Linked DNA regions of Mus musculus: region 2 is linked to region 1. The links are chromatin loops, found by intact Hi-C in ENCODE. Cell type or tissue: left cerebral cortex. All regions are shown on one strand. Links, peaks and the distances in the headings refer to the core of each region. The heading gives the core; the rest is flanking DNA. Region 1 holds the start of Eef1d (eukaryotic translation elongation factor 1 delta (guanine nucleotide exchange protein)). Region 2 holds the start of Zc3h3 (zinc finger CCCH type containing 3).

Region 1 (10,114 bases), core at 2,326-6,325:
CTCTCACTGTGAGGAGCAGAGACCAGGAGCCAGAGGCCCAATGTAGAGAGGTCTCTAGGCCACCCCCTCACTTACCAAGGCCAAGTAGCAGGGGCAGGGGCAGGGGCAGGGGCTGAGAGGGAATTCCAGGAGGCAGAGCATTTCATTGTGACATCACCCGCTGTCACCAAGGGGCACTATATGCCATCACAGCAGGACATGACCGGCCCAGTTCCTGAGGCTGCTGTTCTCATGGAGTACTTATTGCAGGTCTTGGTTTATCCTCACTCCCTTCAGCAATGCCCACTAACCTGTCCCCTCCCCCCCAGCGTATGACTAGGAACCCTCCTGAAGCTGTTTCCAATGCTCCCCACCCAACCCCACTACAGGGCAGGACAGGGTCACAGAAACTAGGAACTTCCTCAGGCCACAGCTTCTCCATAGGGCAGAGAGGGTTATATGCTGACCTGCTTGGTGCCAGGGCCACAGAGCTACCTACTTGCCACTAGAACAAGCTAACCACTCCACTGCCCTGTTCCAGCGAGCTCAACTCTGCACAGGTATGCCTCTCTCTGGCAAGGCGATGGCTGGGGGGCTCCTTGGCTCAGGTGAAGGGAGATACAGGGTGCTATGTGGGCGTACTTACTTTTGCTTTGGCCTCCTAGGACAGCATGAAGGAAAAGCAGCAAGGTTAGAGCGGTGGGAAAGGCCACCCATGCCAAGACAGCAGCTTGGGCAGCCTTTTAGAAACTGCTTGTCTAGATGGCATGGCAACACAAGATAAAATGGTAGTATCTATCACCACCAAATCCCAGGAGGCTGCCTAAGCCCTCAAACTTGAGAGGCAGCACTCTTCCATTAGCCCTTGATATGTAGCTCTCAGGTTCCTATTATCTAAGAGACAAGCAGAAACCACCATGGAAGCTGCCTGCTCCCACCCTCTTCTAAGCTCCCACCTGCATCAAGGTGAGCTAGCACCTACAGGTGCTCCCTTAGCTGTGAAAGAAACCCAGCCTCTCTCCTTCACTGACAGGGCTTTGGGACCATGTGCTCCAGGTCCACACAGCTCCAAGCTGTGGGTCTCTGCTGCCACCAGGAACCAACACTGAATGATACCACCTCTGTGTTGGGGACATAGAGACCAAGCAGATAGGGGTGCCGTCCTAAGACATTGGTTGTAGTAAGTACAAGCAGCAAAGGCTCCCAAGGGAGACAAAGTCTCCCTTCCCCAGCCTGCTTCCCCACAGGTGCACAACAGGCTGAGAACTTAGCCAGTTTGCACCCAGACTTTGGCATACCTGAACTCCATTGCTTCCCTGGAGGACACACACACACACACACACACACACGCACACACGCGCCCGCAAGCTGTCCAGGAAAAACCAGCCTGGAAACAAGTAGCAGTGAGTGTCTCAAACCCGCACAGGGCAAGCTTGTCTGTCCCCACATCCCTACACAGGGTTGGCCGCCTTCTTCCTGAGGCTTTAATCTAGGCAATAGCAGGAACATGCTGAAGAGACTGAAGTACCAGAGAAAGCAAGCTTCCAGACAAGCAGGCTCTGCCCTGCTCCCAGTCATAGGCTATAGGATATAGGACCTAAGGACCTGGTCAGCTATCAAGTTCATGCCTGAGCTCTGGGGGCACTGCATGCAGACAGCTCAAGTGTCAGACAAGGCCTGATGGGTCTTAGGTCCTGAGATAACAACAGAGCCAGGCATGGCTATGTAGCCCAGCACCCAGACCTAGCTTCCTCCACTCACAAGAAGCTTGTACTAGCTAGCTGCAGCCTCTCAGGGCTGAGCTACCACTTCTCTGTAAAGAAGCGCACATGTGTTCCGGGCTCTCATAACTCCTACCAATCTGGGCCAGGCAGCAGCCTCTGCCAAGGGTACTTCTGGCTTGGGAACTGGACCCTGAGGAAGATGAGAAAGGCTATGTCACAGCTGTGCCCCATCTCAGTAGCAAACACCTTGAGGGTTCCACATGCTGGGAATAAAAGTCCACAGAAAAGCTGGCTTTCTGAGCCCTAAGCCCATACCTTTCTGTCCTCTGGACATTCGGAGGTAGCATGTCACCCCCTCAGTCTTGACAGTGATGAGCTCCCAGTACTGTCTGTCCTCCACAGGATTAGAAATGTGCAAGGTGGGTAGGGAACAGGTCTGTCAGAAAAGTTCAACTTGTATCCCTTCACGCTTATAGCCACATCCTCTGGGCTCACCTGGCCTGAGTCTGTGAACAGATGCTGCCCATGGGGGCTTTTTCTGTGTCTGGTATTCAAAGGGGGCAGCTGGTAGCACTTGGAATGTGAGGACTCACGAGCTTTTCAGTCACAACAGCCACGCAGTGTGACTCTCCCACTGCAGCTTATGTTGGCACAGGAGTGGTGTCTTGGTCTTTTTTTCCCATGGGTTAGTAGATTCTCATCTCCAAGCTCCCACCCTGCTTCTCTGCCTCTGGGATATCCCAGTCCTACTCAGAAACACTGGCCTGAGCTGTCTGCCCACTTTGAGACCCAGAGGCTAATGCTGTCACTCCAGTCTAAACCCACCCAGCCCCAATCTCCTTACCCCCAAATGCTATTGTTTGTTGGCTCTATTTCTGTTCCAGCAGACGGTACCTTGACCTGACACACAGGTCTTGGGACTCTGCTAGACGACTTGCTTTCTCAGCTCTTCCTTTACACCTGATAATATCTGGACCATACCTTGGGGGCATTGGTTGTGTGTCATCTTAGACACAGGAAGGAGAATGAAAACTCTGATTGGTAGAACCACCCAAGTCTGCTGAGTCAAGTGATGTGTGGAACTGGAGACCAAAGCACGTTCCAGCACCCGGATTTCACATGTTTCAATGACTCCAACATTCAATAGGCACACAGCATCTTAGACCCCTGGCTCAGAAGAAATGTTTAATGCCAGCATCTCCTACCTGCATCCCCCAAGTGTCACTCTTGCTATCAAGCCCTCTCAAGCACTTTTGCCTCATCTGTACTATGCCACGGAGCCTCACCTATCCAAAAGATAAGCCCGGAGGACGACCCTGCAGCAGCCTTCTCCTGAGAGGGCAGAAAGCCATGCAGAGCAAATCCCAGGCAACCAAGTCTAAATGGCTCCCTCTGCCAACTCTCCAACTGTTTGCTGAGTTCTCCTCCCACAGTCCGAGAGAAGGTTCATGATGTACTGGCCATCACAGAGCCTGGGAAGGGGACTCCTTGTCCCTTTGACTTCTTCCTCTTGACTCTGTTGCCCCACGGGATTGGCTTAGGGGGCACTCGGTAGTCCTGTCACATCCATCCTTTGCTTCATCCATGAGAATCCGCCTGAGATAAGACCCAGTTATCCATCCCCGAGTGACAGGGCCAATTCAGAAGCATCCTTGGGAGTAGCATCCCAACATTATAGCTTCACCAAGTTCTTTTTGCTGCAGGGTAGCCGTTCACTCTAGAAAACCATGATGCCCGGAGAGAGTGCTCATGTATTAGAAAAGGGGCGACCGTACCCTTCAACGCCCCTTTCCAAAGAAAGCTGCCCAGATCACCTTATTCAAATCAGTAAGTAGAGCTAGTCCTGTTACTTTTGAGCAAATCGACACCACCACGCCCTTTTTTCTACCCTGTGTTCGTGGACCGTACGAGTTCCACCAGTCAGCACCCGAAGCAACCTCCCTCTATGCCTAGAGTTAGGTACGCCCTTGGTGCTTAACCGCAAAGACCTAGGGCGTTAGCAAGAGCTGGGCCCCCAAAATTCCGGAGCCAGCCCGACCGCAGGCAACCGTGTCACTCAAGGCCGTGCCGTGCTGGGATGTGCGGAGCCACCGCGCAGCCAGCCTGAAGCAGCGCTCCGGAATCTGGCAACCATGTGGCCAGCGGCCCGCCTCCACACAGGCCCAGACGCCCGCCCGCAGCCCGCACTGTCCCACGGGAGGCAACCCTAACGGCGCGGGGCCCGGGCACTCCAGGCCTCCGCCGCACGTGCGCTCCTTGAGGCGGGGCCCCCGGTACTCACACGCCAGCCAAGGACGCAGCAACCAAAACCTGGAACTGCGAGCTCAGGACTGCAAAGGAGAGGGAGGGCGCCCGCGCAGCTCCCGGAAAACGCAGCGGCATAGACCACGAAAGGCACGGCGGGGGGTCCAACCCTGGGCACGCGCTGTCTTGCCCTCAGAGCGTGCATCACGATGCATGCAGGAACCACCATGGTAGAAGCAAAGGAAGAGCTACCTTGAGAGCCGCGCTTCACCTCAAGAGTTGTCGCTAGGAGCGGAGAACCGGATCTCCCAACACGCCGAACCCCTCCTCAGCTCGAAGAGTGGATCCGTCCGACGAGGGCGGGACGTAATGAAGCTGATGTGCGCACGCGCTAGTGACGCGCCCAAGGCCAGACTGTGCGCAGGCGCCACGAGGCGAAGTGGGCGGGCCTTGCGGGCCGGGGCAGGCAAGGCTGGCGAGACAAAAGGGAGGGACCCGGGCAGCCCCGCCCCCGAGCCCCGCCCCGAGCGGCCCGCGCGGGGTGTCAGGCTCGCTTTCCCGGGTGGTCCCTGGCGCCGACGCCATGTACCCCGCGAGCCCTCCGGCCGGCCCAGCCCTGCACCCGGTCCCGCATCGCGCTCGTCTTCCCCAGCCACGGTGCCTTGCTGAGCCGCCGCGATCGCCGGCGCCCGGCCCGGGTTCCACGGCGCGCCCGCCGCCGCCCCCAGCGCCCGGGCCGCGGCCCCGGGTGGCCGTGAAGATGACTTTCCGCAAGGCCTACTCAATCAAAGACAAGCTGCAAGCCATCGAGCGCGTCAAGGGCGGTGAGCGGCAGGCCAGCGTGTGCCGCGACTTCGGCGTGCCAGGCGGCACTCTGCGCGGCTGGCTCAAGGACGAGCCCAAGCTGCGCTGGTTTTTGGACCAGCTGGGTGGAGAAGTGGGCACGCAGCGCAAGAAGATGCGTCTGGCCAACGAGGAGGAGATCGACCGCGCCGTCTACTCGTGGTTCCTCACCTTGCGCCAGCACGGTGTGCCGCTATCCGGGCCAGTTATCCAAGCGCAGGCTGAGGCCTTTGCTCGCCAGATCTACGGCCCCGAGTGTACCTTCAAGGCTAGCCACGGCTGGTTCTGGCGCTGGCAGAAGCGCCATGGCATCTCTAGCCAGCGCATCTATGGTGAGGCTGAGTCCCCGGTCGCAGGCCCCGCGCCTGTCAAAGAGGAGCCGGCGCAGTCACCAGGCGCAGTTCTCGTACCTGACGGCGCGCCAGCCACTCTACCCCACTCCGAGGGCGGCTATGGCGACGAGCAGATCTACAATGCTAACGTTACTGGTCTCTATTGGAGGTTACTTCCGGAGCAGGCCTCAACTCCGGGCACTGGGGACTCCAAAGAGCCTGGTGGGTGCAGCCGACGCTGGCGCAGTGACCGAGTGACAGTACTGCTGGCCGCCAACCTGACGGGCAGCCACAAGCTGAAACCACTAGTCATCGGGCAGCTACCGGACCCACCCAGCCTGCGTCACCACAACCAGGACAAGTTCCCGGCCTCCTACCGCTACAGTCCGGATGCCTGGCTCAGTCGCCCGCTTCTTCGGGGCTGGTTCTTCGAGGAATTTGTCCCTGGCGTCAAGCGCTACCTGCGCCGAAGCTGCCTGCAACAGAAGGCTGTGCTGCTGGTGGCCCATCCACCCTGTCCGAGTTGGGCCACTAGCATGCCTCCCCTGGAGGAGAGCGAGGAGACTCCCAGGCAGTGCCAGCCTGAGCTCCTTGGGTCCCCAGAGGAACTTCAAACACCTGATGGTGCAGTTCGAGTGCTCTTCTTATCCAAGGGCACCAGCCGAGCACACATCCCTGCACCGTTGGAGCACGGCGTGGTGGCAGCCTTCAAGCATTTGTACAAACGCGAGCTCCTGCGGCTTGCTGTGTCTTGTGCCAGTGGCTCCCCTCTGGACTTCATGAGAAGCTTCGTTCTCAAGGACATGCTGTACCTGGCTGGCCTCTCTTGGGACTTGGTCCAGGCAGGCAGCATAGAGCGCTGCTGGCTGCTGGGTCTGCGAGCAGCCTTTGAGCCTGGGCAGCAGCCAGCTCACCAGGTAGAGGAGACTGCCGAACACAGCAGGGTGCTCAGTGACCTCACACATCTGGCAGCTCTGGCTTACAAGCGCCTGGCACCTGAAGAGGTGGCCCAGTGGCTACACCTGGATGATGATGGAGGCCTTCCGGAAGGCTGCAGAGAAGAGGTGGCCCCCGCTGCTCCTCCATCCCCAGCTAGCCTGCCCTCTAGCATCGGGGCTGGAGAGGAGGAGGAGGAGGCCACCGAACAAGGAGGAGTGTTGGTACCTACTGCTGGGGAAGCTGTCTGGGGACTAGAGACAGCTCTGAGGTGGCTAGAGAGCCAGGATCCCAGAGAAGTGGGGCCGCTGAGGCTTGTGCAGCTACGTTCTCTCATTACCATGGCACGGAGGCTTGGGGGTATTGGGCCCTCAGCTGTAACTTCTGATGATGGTGTGTGACTACCTTGGCCCAGTGGTCTTTTTCCTGCCTCACTGGGAGAGAGGGGGCACATACAGTCTGCCATCTTCCACCTTTTCTCCCCGGTAGTCCACTGTATGGGTCCGGGGATGCAAGCCCAGCCCAGTTTGGAGGAGTTCTATAAGTAAAGGATGTACTGCCCCAATCCACAGGGTCTGGGGAAGTGGCTATGTTCTTCCCTGGGTAGGCACATGTGGGCACATAAGCACAGCCCCTACTGGAGAACAGTTGACTGTACTTCCACTCTGGCCCCTATGGGGCTCACACACACACACACACACCTACCTGCCTCCGAGTGCACTGCCTGAGGCTGCTGCTGTTTCATCTGCTTCCCTGGTGCTACCTGGTCTCATCTCAGTGGGGAAGCATTTGGTTCTTGGTTTTGTTTTAAAAACATTAAACCTGTTTGGAAAGATGCTCTTCCTGGGGAACCCATGAGTGCTGACTGACAGGGTGAGGTGGTCTCTGGGGCTCTCTTGCCCTTGCTCTGATAACTCAGGTCCTTATGGTGCTGGATCAAAGCCCAGGCTAGGCTCCATCCAGTCCCTGGTGAGCCCGGTGCCTGGTGAGGTTTTGGATGCAGCAGAGAGTATAGCAAATTCTGTTCTACTTGGATTTTTAGTCCCTCCCACTCCCCAGCCCCCTTTAAGTACTCCATTCTGGATAGGTCTTCTATTCATGAGGTTAGCAAGTGTTTGGATCAATGGGCAGGACAAACCACAAAGCACTTTGTTTAGCTCCAGGGCAGTCTGATCTACCTGGAAACATGCCCTAGCCTTTGCAACCATCTGGGAACTCTGCAGTGCCTTAGAGTCAACCTCTAGCCCCATGGGCTCTTCCTGCACCAGCCTTCTCCAGGAACTATGGCTGGATAGCCCAGGTTGAAGGAGAAAAGGCTCAAAGGAATGTCCACATTTTGTATCTGCTGCTCTGCCCAGCTGTGGATTCAGATGACTGCTGGCCGTCTGGAGCTAAGGCACCTGCGTCTTAAGGAGGGGCACTGTGTCTTTGCAGGAATTCCATCCAGAGCCTTTGTCCCGGTCCTCCTTGTCTTTATGTCTCCTACTCTGAGCCTTGCAAACATGAAGTGGAGAAGGGATGTAACAGCTTGGCAATGGGCAAAGCCTTGAGTGACGTATCCAAAAGTGATTTCCACCTAGGCCCAAGAATATAGTTCCTTGGAGCCACGACTACATCCCAGTCAAAAATCTGCATAAATATCAAAAGCTGAGGGAAAGCATAGAGCAACAGAACTGGAGCTCAGGTAGCAGGCTCCATCTATGCACACTAAGGACCATCTGACCACCTAAGTACCCAGCCTCCCCAAAGATGACCTAGAAAACCTTGGGCAATCGTGGCTGGTGGGGGTCTCCAGCACTAGCTACTTGGCTGGGTTTTCAAAAGTCTAATGTGTTTATACCAGCAGCCTCCATATCAGCCAGATACCCAGGTTAGGAACTACCATCCAGCTTTGACAGACCTGCTTTCAAATCTGCAGAGAGCCAGATCTGGGCCTTGGAGGTACACTCAAGGCTGGGTAGCTTCTAGTAGCTGCTCTTCAGCCTAGGTTACATGTACTGTTCTTTTGAAGAGGTTCCGATCTGGCCTGGGCTCAGGTAGACTGGAGTTGGCAGAGACTAGGGCTCAGGAGTAAGACCCCTCTCACCAGCCTCTCTAAAAGCCCCTTTTACTTGGGCCCAGGAGGTTATGACCTCATATTGCTGCTGCCTTATAAACAAGCAAGTACGGCCTGGCTGAGTGACAGGGTTCCTGTCAGGTTTGTGTTCGTGTACTACCATTAACGGGGCTAGGGAGATGCCCATGAGGCTCAAAGGTGTCATCTCAGGCTAGGGATGTAGTGCAGTGGTAGGATGTCTGCCTAGGATGCCAAAGGCCCTAGGTTCAAACAACTGCACTGTAAAAAGAAGAGAAAAGTACACTTAGAAACATTCTGGTGTTCTTTACATGCTCTAGGCGGGGGTTCAGATAGCTGCGTCCTGGTTGTGGAGGAGGCTACTTTGCCCAGGTTGTCCAGCAGGGAGTCCTATAGCTCTGAGGCTTACAGTGCCGAACAGCCCAGTGCACAGAGGCCTCAGCCCCCATGGCAGTTCACCTTTCTGTACTCAGTATCTGATGGAGCTTCACAGGGCTCATGGCCCCCCCAGGAGAGAACCTTACACTCTCACTGTATATGTATTTATGTATGTATGTATATATATATATATATATATATATATATATATATATACACTCACCCATTGGTGGTGTACCGCGCTCCCTGTGGGCAGGCACTGAGCTGCATGAACTAATGAGGTTGAAACTGTAGTTCCCTTCTTCAGCAGCCATTGCCACCTGCTGTGTACCAGGCCTCACTCAGGAATCCCAGTTCACTTGCCCCCAGAGCTCGGCCTGTTCCCCAAAGTGTGGTGATCCTTTGGCTTGGGAAGTACAGGCAGCCTTTTCTGCTAGGTTCTACCTTGGATTCATAAACAGACTGTCTGGAGAAAGCACCCAGCCCAGAAAGATGGGGAGTGTGGGTTTGTTGGTGCCACCAGCAGTGGGACACTGAGCCCTTTACACTACCTAGTTAGGATTGCCTGTGGGAAGCCCAGCCGTGACCTGGCCCACAACTTAGCCTCTTCTGAATGCATCCACAAGAGCATCTTGACGCCAGCAGCTGTCCTCCAGAGGCTTGTGGGCTTCCTGTCCTATTGTAGGGCCCTCTCTCTGCCACTCAGCCCTGCTCACAGCTGAATTCACCTGGCCCGTGTAATAAAGGTGAAACAGGTTGACGTCATTAGCTACCCTGTTTTAGTCTTATTTTTGTCACTGGGTCTAATGCTTGCATCTGGAACACTCCATAGGATGGGGGTTGGAGGAGTGCATTAAAGTGGGACAATAGCGATTACAGAGAATGCATGAGCACCTACCAGTTTTTACCTCAGAAAGCAGTGTATAGCAGGAAGAGGCCTCATGACAGTATCACAGTTGTATAGCCCCAAAGCTGCTTCTCTGAGTAGCCAACAGGCTGTGTTCCAGCCTGTCACCAGTGAACATAAGGCAATGTGCTCTAGACTGGCCAATGAAGGGATGTATTTCACCTCCCAGGCCGGGTCCCAGGGACAAATAGCCATTGGTTCACTACCATCACTGACCATCTTGGCAGGTGGGCTGCCCAAGGAGATCCCACAAAGGGGTGCCTTATACCAGACCCTGGGGTTCTATCCTACCTAGACTGGGGATAGCTTAGAGGCCCTGTTGCAGGGAAGTGGATTGCCTTGTGTCTGAACGACACGGAACTGATCCTGTAGCTGGGATGGTGGAGCCCTCTGCTGTCCGTATGGTCTGTCTTCTGGCCTTCTCACTGGCCAGCTCTCTCAGCACTTTGTAGAAACACAGCAGCTGAGCTGTTTTTCTAAAAATTCTTCCAAGTGAGGAAATAGGGGACTCAGGATGGCCCTCCTGACAAGTGACAACACCAGGATCCATTGGCTGAAAGGAGCTCCCCACTGGGAATGGGCCATGGTGAGGGCATCCAAAGCAAGGGGCTGAGAGAACACAGGGCTGTGGTGTTGGAAAGAGTGAGAGTGGGGATGAGACAGCTACGGTAGCTCACTAGTCCTGCTTCATGGATAA
Region 2 (10,114 bases), core at 3,592-7,591, 68 kb before region 1:
ACAGAACCTATTCCCTCCCTTTGGCATAAAAGAGCTTCCCCCATTACCTAGTGCCCTTTGCACTGGGGTAACCCCCTTCTCTGATCCTGTATAGCACACAGCTATATGATCTTCCTCCTGCTCTGTGGTCCACAGTGCCTTCACCTGCACAGCTGAGCGAGCGCCATTTCCTCTCCTAACTCAAGTCTGCTGAGGAAGACTCCTAATGCCTGCCTAGTGTTGACACTCTCCCCGGAGCCCATAACTATATGCTTCTGCTTTCTTGTTCACCACCCAAAGCCAACTGTCCCGGCTGTTGACAAGGGCTCAGGCAGCCACTCGTCTCCACTAGAATGTGGCTCAGTGTCCCCAGGAACTAGAATGATTCTTGGCCCCAAGGTGCCCATCACATGCTTGGCGGGTCAGCAGGTGAATTGTGGATAGAGAGACTCCCCAGAGCCCTTCCTGCAACAGAAATACCAGGGCACAATGCAGTCATCACATCTGTCTATTACTAGAAGCTATCCATCCTTCCACCTGTAGTGGAGGTGCCACCAACAGTTTCAATAGCCCCCTAACACATCCAAGGCACCACAGGTAGACACACTGAACTCAGGACCCCTCACCCTTCACTCTTCCCTGGCCACCTGTGGGGCTTGGGAACATTGTAACAGCCACTACCAGCAGGAGACAATCTTTGCTGTTCCCAGTTGTCCCAGTCCATAGACTCTACCCCACAGACATAAGCAAGTGATGCTATTCTAGAGAATTCCAGTAAGGAGCCCACAGCCCTTCCTCACACTCTGCCAGGCAACACTAGCAGACTTTCCATCTTCTCCACCCAAAGCTGTAAGCCTCTTAACCCATCCTTCTCAACTGGCCAAGGGGAACCCAGCCATGTCCAAGCCACCCTTCTCTCTAGCCTTTCACTTGGGTTCTATACCCCTCCCCCCTTAACATGGTTCCTATCATCCCAGCAGAGTGCAGCCCAGCCTCAGCCAGTGCCTAAGCTTTCCTCCTTGTCATACCTTCCTTGGTGGAGAGGTGGGTCCGGCTGGACGGCAGGCAGCAGAGCCGGTGCCTGTTGACCTGCATCAGACCCTTGTGGGGAGTCTTCCTTAGAACCGGGCTATTCTTCCCCCGGAGGGCCTGTCTCCGTCGCTGGGTAAGATGGTTTTTGCTGGTGGTGGCAGTTGTAGGGCTGTTCTTCTTGTCCCCAGGAATGCTATGAAGATAAAACACAAAAAAAAAAACTACCAACAGGCTCACTGACAAAGGCCCAAGCACCTTCATCAACTGGAGACAGCACAGGTTGCAATGTCCTCCAAGTAGAGCAGAGCAGAGTGGATTCAGACCCTGTCCCTGTCCCTGCCCTGCCCCATGCACCCTGCACCCTGCTCACTGCCCACTGCCCCTGCCCCAGCCCTTCTCCAAGCCAGATGGAATTTTAGTACAGATTTTAGTACGAGACTACAGGAAAAGGTGATGGAGAAGGACCGCATTCCTGAAAACGAGCTGCCATCAGGCTTGCATGCCATCTCCCAAGCACATCTTCAAGGATGCTACAATACTCCACCTCTGAAAGCCGCACAATAGAGGAAGGCACCGGTATGACAAGAAGAAATCTATTCTCTAGGCATGGTGAGCATGGCACCCAGGCTCAGATAACTAGAGACAGCACAGAGCCAGAAGAAGTGAGCATACAGAGAGCCAAAGACCAAATTAAGACAGCAGGAAGAACCTCCTTAGGGGGGTTTATGACAAGGACAGTAAATGTCTTTTGGAAGAACACTGTCTTATGGCATAGGCAGGCCCCCTGCCTGGTAAGCAAACAATACCTTTGCCATCAGTGGCTGATGTGAAGTTTCTGACCCCGTGACCATATACCCTAGGCTAGGATGCCATCTCAGAGTATCCTGAAAGGACGCAAGGGTCAGGACCTCAGTGATATGTGCTCATAAGCCAGCAGCTTGGCCTGGTCACTTGGCCACCAGCAAAGAGCCAGCTGGGATGTAAATGCAATCTGTTCCCTCTGGAGCACTGGACACCTAACACCTCAGCTCACTTGGAAGATGGCAACAGAGCACAAGGCAGGAAAAGCCTGGGACTGCCATGCTGCCGTCCCTTTCAGTCACCCCATGTGGCACAAATGGTACATCCTTCTATCTGGACAGGGCCAGAGTGCCCCACAAAGCCTGACTTCCTAGAACCTAGAGCCCTCAAGTAAAAACAGAGCAGGGGAAGTCCAGGCATACCTGGCGGAGCCCAGCACCCTAGTCCACCACCCACAGCTCAGACATATAACCCACTGCTCCGGCCAGGACAGCCACTCGGCATTCACCTAATGCTACACACTGGACAGACCCACGTGCTGCTCCCAAGCACCTAACCTGGCAAGGCACCATATGTTGTTGAACCCTGCCCACCTAGAAGGGAAACTACCCAAACCTAGTTTCTCATCAAGAGAAGAAAAGATGGGTCTGTCGGCATTACCAGTGCCAGAGCTCTTGCCTCCTCAACCTTACTGGGGCCCCAGGTAAGCGCCTGAATCATTCGGCCTTTACCTGACACATCTCTATATGACAACAGTACTTCTAGCCTCACTCCATGAAGCATAACCCAAAATCACACTCAAAGCTCTCGGCTTAGGTCACACATGAGTGGTGCTGAATAAACCCAACGGGGGCCTTCTTTTTCCCCAACCTGGAAACCAGGAAGGGAGTGAAAGCTAAAGTCCAAATTCTCTAATGTAGGAACCAAAAGCGCTTCATGAGCCCTGCCCCACCCACCTAGACCGGACACTGTAAGACAGCACACCTGGTATTGCCCCGCCTCCGGATAATCTTGGTCCGGCTCTTCACTTTGTAAGCTGAGAGCTGTGACTCTCCAAAGAGGGGCTTCAAGCTGCTGGGTCCCCCTGCTGGTCTGTCCCCTGATGTGGGCCTAGATGGGACTGGGGAGAGCTGAGAAGTATGGTCCTTGCTGCCAGCCTCAGACTGCCAACGGAAAGAGGAAGAGGAGGAAGCAGACGGGCTGGAAGCCTTCCACTTGTACTTGCTGGGAGAGAGGCCAGGCTTGGATGGTGTGGCCAGTTTCTCCGGCCTCACCTCTGGGTCAACTTTAGGCTGTGGCTTCTCTGTCTTTCCAACTGTACCCAAAGTGGCCTTGTTCCCGCTCTCCAGAGTTGTTCTGGGACTGAGGGCTCTCCGAGCGACCCGTGGGCTCTTTTCTGAGGCAGCTACCCATTTGTAGTTGTTTTTCCGAAACTTGCTGGTTCGACAGGACACGAGCAGTGAGGCCTCCCTGACCTGCCTGGCTGTTGCTGGTCTGACTGAAGCCACCACTGGCCCCAAGGAAGCTGGCTGGTCTGAGTGGCCAGTGTTTGCTCTTTGGTCTCCAATGAACTGTTCAGAATAGCTGGTAGAATGAGGGCCTACCTTCCTGCCCAGAGCCACAGCAGTGTGATGGGGCAGGACAGATGGGAAGTGTACCCTGAGGGCCACTTCATTTTCACTGACTGTCCGCCGATGCTCGGGAGAGCTGTCACTCACCCTGCCCACAGACTTCACTACCCGAGGCTTGCCAGGCTCCTTCTGGCAGACCAAGAGGGGGTCGTCCACACTGTAACCCACCTTGGTTCTTCCTGGCCTTGCAGGCTGCAGTTGTCCACCAGGGACCTCAACCTCACTTCCTTGGGGTCTTTGGCCACTCCAAGAGGGGTCATCACAGCCTTCCAAGGACCCCCGCTGGACCCCTGAAGCATTGATGGCACCTGACTTTGATGGTGGCTTGATCTTAATAACCATATTCTGATCTGGACTGAGCTGGACCTGTCTCTCCAGTACATACTGCTGGGGTTCAGGATGCTGGCTATCCTCAGACCTGAGGGATGTCTGAAAAGCAGGATCGCTGGCTGGGTCAGAAGATTCCACAGGCTGATTCACAAGGGAGTATTTCTTGCGCCACGAAGGGCCATGGTGTGAGGAGAAGCCCCTCCGACTTGGACGGGAGTAGCGGGCGCCAAAGGTCCTGCCACCCGGGAACATGGGTGGCTGCCACCGAGTAGCTGATGAGTTGCCCAGGGCAGGGCCATTGCCGTGGAGTGTTTTATAGTCATCAATTAGACCTGAGAAGGCAGAATCACACGCTCAGTTACCTAGGAGATGTGAATAAAAACAGCACCAATCAAGACTACTACCCCTACCCTAATACTCCAGACCTGCTCGCCTTGCTGACTTGAGAGCAGTCCTAAGTGACTGGAAACCATGTAAAGTTCAGTCCAAATCTCTAGGCTTGTCAATTCTGTGAGCACTTCTCCATCACTATTAGTATTTGGCTTGCTTATCCTGAAGATGGCAGCTTTTGTGGTATGACTGCTTCTACCCCCTGGCCTATGAGATCTACAATGTTCTGAGAGCAAGTGTCACTCCCTATACCAAAAAAAAAAAAACAAAAAAAACAAAAAACAAAAAACAAAAAAAACCAAAAAAAAAAACAAAAAAACAAAAAAAAACAGTCAGGGACCAGAAACCTGTGGTGCCTGGGTAAGAACTGGACAAGTCTTCCACTGAGGCCCTGTAGTTTACCCACTCACGGGGAAAATTGCAGGACTGCACCATAGTGCATAACTGTCTTCTCAGAACTGACGCTTCTCTAACCCAGTACGTGACAGACAGAAATAAAAAACAAAAAAACAAAAACACAATGATGACCCAACAGCTAACTAACATCATCTCCTACAGAAAAACACCTGATACCACCACCACAAGGATTTTCCAATGAAGTGACTCATGGAGCCCTGGAAGAAGAGTGAAGGAACGCCAGCAGGCTCGCTGGATCCCCAATAACCAAACACACACACACACAGGGCCTGCCTCGACCCTCGAATCCTGCCAGACACCTCCGGTCGGGTGTTAGGGAAACGCACGAAGTAGTCTCAAATAGGAAGGCCACTTGGACTCTCCTTAGGACATGCTTTTGTGGGGGAAACTTTGAAAACGATATGAACGCTTATAAAGACCAACTTGAGTCTAAACATTTGAAGCTGAAGCTGGTGCCTGGGTAGTCAGCCCTGAGTACGTGGGGGCTGTGCCTGAATCGAGCCAAAGGCACTCAACGGCAGCGGAAGAGAAACGCTTCCGAGCCAGCCGAACCTGGAAGTCGGCTGCCGCGACCACTCGCTGGTAAGACCACCGTGCTATCATCTCCTGACAGCCCCTTGGAGGCCCGGCCCGCTCCCTCGCCCCGAAGCCTGGCGGGTCTGTCACGCGAGGGCCGAACCCGACTCGGCCGCTCCGATGCCCACCCATGACGACCATCGGGAGACCGCAACCGACAGCACTCGCTTCGGAGAGGGTCTACGGCGATCACAAGAAACAAGGGAACACACGGCCCGACCGCAGCCAGCTCACCCTGCAGGAGGCGTATCTGCCGCCGCAGCTGCTCCTTTTCCTCCATCTCCGGAGTCCGCGACGCCTAGCCAGACCCCCTCGACGTCATCGCCGCGCGACTGGTCCCCGCAGGCGGGGAGGAGAGAACGCCGAACTTCACTATGCGTGGACACGGGGTTGGAAGGCACCGTCGCCCCGGCAACCCTGGAAGGACGCATGCGCAGAACGAGAAAAATCCGTCATCTTGAAGCGCCCGGAAGTGGCCCGCAATCTGGCTTCTGCACCAATTCCTGCGCATCATTTCCACCGCTGGGGGTTCCTCGGAAGACTTGGAGGAGATAGGTTGCTAACAGTTTCCCCTAGACCCAGGAATTCCTTTTATCAATTTATTTGTTTGAGACAGGATGTATTTCTGGCTGGAGAGAAACATAACTGGGGAACTCGCTATGTAGACTAGGCTGGCCTCGAACTTACGGAAGTTCTCTTTCCTCTGCCTCCGGACCTGGAATCAAAGGGATGCCATTTTAACGCCTTTGCTGCCGCAGCAGCACGAGAACAGCGAAAAGGAATCGGAGGCAATTTTTTTTTTCGGATGATTACAGGTGTTAAGAAAATTCTTGAGGGCATTTAGTAGGAAAGGCTGCAACCTCTAGAAAATACTGAAAAAAAAAAAAAACTCACGGTAGTTACCACGTGATCAGACAGTCCCACGTCTAGGTGTATAACCAACGCGTAGAAAACACCGATTCTAACATATTTGTATGTCATTATTTATAATAGCTAACCCGAATGACTGTTTACATGGAAATGGGATATTATCCAGTGATTTGTTTTGTTAGAGACAGAATCTCGCTATGTACCTCTGTCTGTCCTGGAATTCCCTATGTAGACCAGGCTGGCCTGGAACTCTCAGAAATCTGCCTGCCTCTGCCACCCAAGTGCTGCAATTAAGAGTGTGCCACTATGTAGGAATGTGCAGTATCTTTGGAGCCCTAAGGCCTCAAGTCCGGCCAAGCCTCTACCAGTGAGCTACATCTGCATAGTCTACTGTTACGCCTGAAAAAGAAGTTCTAGAAGCTGGGTTTGATAGTGAATACCTGTAAGACAAGCATTAAGAAGTGAGGGTAGGGGCTGGTGAGATGGCTCAGTGGGTAAGAGCACCCGACTGCTCTTCCGAAGGTCCGGAGTTCAAATCCCAGCAACCACATGGTGGCTCACAACCATCTGTAACAAGATCTGACTCCCTCTTCTGTAGTGTCTGAAGACAGCTACAGTGTACTTACTTACATATAATAAATAAATAAATCTTTAAAAAAAAAAAAAGAAGAAGTGAGGGTAGATAGCCGGGCAGGCCGGGCAGTGATGGGACACACATTTAATCCTAGCATTCTAGAGACAGGCAGGTGCTCTGGAGGCAAAGGCAGGAGGATCTCTGAGTTCAAGGCCAGCATAATCTACAGAGAAAGTTCCAGGACAGCCAAGTTAGGCACTGAAGGAGTTGAAAAACAAAAGGTTGGTGATAATGTCATAAGACAAGGTGCCCATGTCCCAGCTCCAGCAAGCAGCAGAACTCAGCAGCTTCGGGCATGTGGCTCTGGCTTTAGAGTCAAGAATAGAAGGGACTACTGGGGCAATTGATGCTGTTTAGCTGGAGCTAAGAAATTAGTGGTGATTATGAAGAGACCAGCATCACTGAGGTGAAATCTTCTGGGAAGTATTTTCTAAAAGCAGAAAGAAGCTGTGTTCTAGAAATAGCCGGGGATGTACCTCATGCTGGAAGCCAGACTTGGTAATGTATAAGAATCACCCAAGTGGTACTAGTTTTGAAGGCGTAAAGTGTTATGGAGAGCAGCTTAGCTTGGCACTGTGAGATGCCAGGGAAGGCCATTGGTGAAAGTGCAGCTTGAGTTGCAGTTGATGGCCCAGGCCTGAGGGATCATGCAAAGAAGTTAAGGTCAGGTACCTTAAAGGGAGCCTATGAGAGGCTATTGACGACGCCTAATTGCAGTGAGAAATCCCAGCGTATTAGAGATGCCAGCACCGCACCATGGGATGACCACCAGGAACAGCAGCAGCAGTGGAATGGAGTCAACCAGAGCCTAGAGTGCTACAGAAGGCAGAGCTGGAGAAATGACAGGTCCCTTTGGAGGAACCCCGAAAATCGTGTGGATCCCAGACATTGAAACAAGAAACTATAAACATTGAAGTTGCTTTGGAGACCCTAAAATATTCCAGAGGCCAGAGTTATGTGATACCTGGTAAGGAAATCTGCTAATAGGGAGTGGAACCCACCAAAGAGAATTGTCAATTAAGCATAAATGAATTGAAATCAGACATGGAGATGCAGAGTTTGGAGTTTCCAGCTGGCATTTGGTCTTGCTTTTGTTCAGGATTTCCTCACTCTGATGTTTTGGAATGGTAATGTATATCCTGTGACTTTGGAAGTATGTGATCTGCTTTTTGATCTTGATTTATAAGAGATTACAGTTAAGTGTTTAGATGAATCTTAGAAGAGACTTTGAACTTTGGACTTTTAACATTGCTGAGACTAGGCTATGGGACTTTTGAAGTAAGACTAAATGTATTTTGCACTATACTATGGCTAGGTGTGGCCCCCATAGACTCAAGTGTTTGACCTAGCCTATGGGGGTCAGGGAGTGGAATGTGATAGTTTGAATATGCTTGGCCCAGGGAGTGGCACTACTAGGAGGTGAGGCCTTGCTGGTGTAGGTGTGACCTTGTTAGAAGAAGTGAGTCACTGTGGGGGAGGGCTTTAAGACCTTCCTCCTTGTTGCCAGGAAACAGTCTGCCCCTGGCTTCCTTTGGGTGAAGACAATAGGACTCTCAGCTCCTCTAGTACCATGCCTGCCTGGACACTGCCATACTTTCTGCCATGATAATACTGTGTAAGCCAGCCCCAATTAAATGTTGTCCTTTATAGGAGTTGCCTTAGTCATGGTGTCTTTTCACAGCAGTGGAAACCCTAAGACTCAGACTTCTGCAACTCTTCAACCTTCAGAATTCTGAGAGAAGCCAGCACCAGCCAGCAGCTCAGGGGAGAGGGAGACCTATTGCTTCCTGCTTAGCTGTGACTCTGTGATGAGCTATAAACTCACCTCATACTGAAAATGAACCATAACAGTTCATTTCTTACACATCTACCACGGACCTTCACAATAAGTAAAAGTAAAGGAAATTTCTTCAGGTTGACTATGGGAACTCAGTTCTGCAGTAATAAAAAAGTACAGGGAGTGGAAATGTGCTAGTTAAATGTAAACATCTTACTCGAAAACATATCTTCAGCAAAACAAAGTTTATGTATAAAGGGATGTATAAAATGTATAATGTAAAAATGTATATATTAACTCAGTGGTACAGATGCTTCCCATCCAACCTAATGACCTCAGTGTGACCCCTAGAATCTACTCGGCGGAAGGAGAAAACTGAGTCCTTAAAGAAGTCATCTGGCCGAACGTGGTGGCGCACGCCTTTAATCCCAGCACTCGGGAGGCAGAGGCAGGCGGATTTCTGAGTTCAAGGCCAGCCCGGTCTACAAAGTGAGTTCCAGGACAGCCAGGGCTATGCAGAGAAACCCTGTATCAGGGGGGAAAAAAAAAATGTCATCTGACCTCCAGGTACATACCATAGCATAGGTATGCAACCAAACACACAAATAAATAAATATGTTTCTATATGTGAGTAAAATGTCCACTGCGTCAAGAATTCATATGAATTGTGCTTCTAATGAAGAACCTGCTCACACAGACAAGGATATAACCCATGGCCTGAGCCCCACCTATTGAAGCTCCCATGGCACGTACACGCAATAACAGGGACTTTGAGGACCTCAGCAATCATGATAGAAATTGCAGGTAGCTGCACAGTGGTGGCACATGCCTTTGGTCCTAGCACTCGGGAGGCAGAGGCAGGTGGATCTCATGAGTTCCAGACTTGCCTGCTCTACAGAATGAGTTCCAGGACAACAACAGAGAAACCCTGTCTTGAAAAACAAACAAACAGCAGGGCATGGTGGTACACGCCTTTAATTCCAGCACTTGGGAGGTAGAGGCAGGCGGATTTCTGAGTTCGAGGCCAGCCTGGTCTATAGAGTGAGTTCCAGGATATCCAGGACTACACAGAAAAACACTGTGTCGAGAAAAAAAAGAAAGAAAAACAGACAAACAAATGAAAGACTGCAGGGCAGGTGGAGGTCTGCATGCAAGACTAAAAAGGCCCAACTTTCCAGATCAGAACAACAAACGGAGGCTGGGGAGTCTTGGCAAGAGGATGGCCACACAGAAGCTTCAGGAAGCAAGGTGAAAAGCCACTCTCATATGGGGCATCTCTATGGAGAGGTTGAATCTATCAGAACCATCTTTGCTTCCTGCTTCCTTTTTTTCCCAATCCTGTCTGTTTACCTTCAGACCTCGCTGTCATACTCTCAGCTGAACTTTAGAATGTTTCTGGTTCTTTCCAGTCATTTTCAGCCAGATGTACCCAGGGAGTAGCTAAGGAAACAAGCCCATGAGAGATTTACATGCCAGGAGTGGTGAACGTGGGTTGGCCCTGCCCATTTCTCAACACGTAACAAGACATAGGCCCTGGCAAACTCAGAGAAGAAAGAGGAAATATCCCAACGTGTGTGAGAGGGAGTCTCTTTTTTTTTTTTTTTTTTGAAGATTTGTTTTGATGTGTTTGTTTTGTCTGCTTGTATGTCTGCACCACATCCATGCAATGCCTAAGAA

What was found. Hi-C counts contacts between places; a loop is a spot of excess contacts. Peaks named below come from ENCODE experiments on the same cell type or tissue, not always from the same donor. Only the 100,000 strongest peaks of a DNase experiment are listed, where the experiment ranks them.
Region 2: it touches region 1 in a loop (5-fold over the local background); 1 of 42 quality-filtered maps calls a loop at or near these places.

Annotation. Positions count from the first base shown.
Region 1 is chr15:75,905,261-75,915,374 of GRCm38, forward strand. It overlaps Eef1d (eukaryotic translation elongation factor 1 delta (guanine nucleotide exchange protein)), which reads right to left and starts at 4,084. Exons shown (of 10, transcript NM_029663.2): 1 at 3,985-4,084; 2 at 626-640. Tigd5 (tigger transposable element derived 5) reads left to right here and starts at 4,475. Exons shown (of 1, transcript NM_178646.4): 1 at 4,475-9,275. The coding sequence starts at 4,531. The coding sequence ends at 6,459. In left cerebral cortex, for the core only: no CTCF peak of the experiment used is centred there; DNase peaks (open chromatin) are centred at 4,049, 4,365, 5,033 and 5,374; H3K4me3 peaks cover 3,329 bases; H3K27ac peaks cover 2,331 bases.
Region 2 is chr15:75,836,460-75,846,573 of GRCm38, forward strand. Zc3h3 (zinc finger CCCH type containing 3) reads right to left here and starts at 5,449. Exons shown (of 12, transcript NM_172121.1): 1 at 5,391-5,449; 2 at 2,797-4,105; 3 at 1,008-1,204. The coding sequence starts at 5,436. It overlaps Gm34851 (a long non-coding RNA gene), which reads left to right and starts at 7,046. Exons shown (of 2, transcript XR_384203.2): 1 at 7,046-7,627; 2 at 8,342-8,711. It overlaps Gm46523 (a long non-coding RNA gene), which reads left to right and starts at 9,509. Exons shown (of 2, transcript XR_001781723.1): 1 at 9,509-9,685. In left cerebral cortex, for the core only: a CTCF peak has its summit at 5,662; DNase peaks (open chromatin) are centred at 5,093 and 5,547; H3K4me3 peaks cover 1,789 bases; H3K27ac peaks cover 1,050 bases.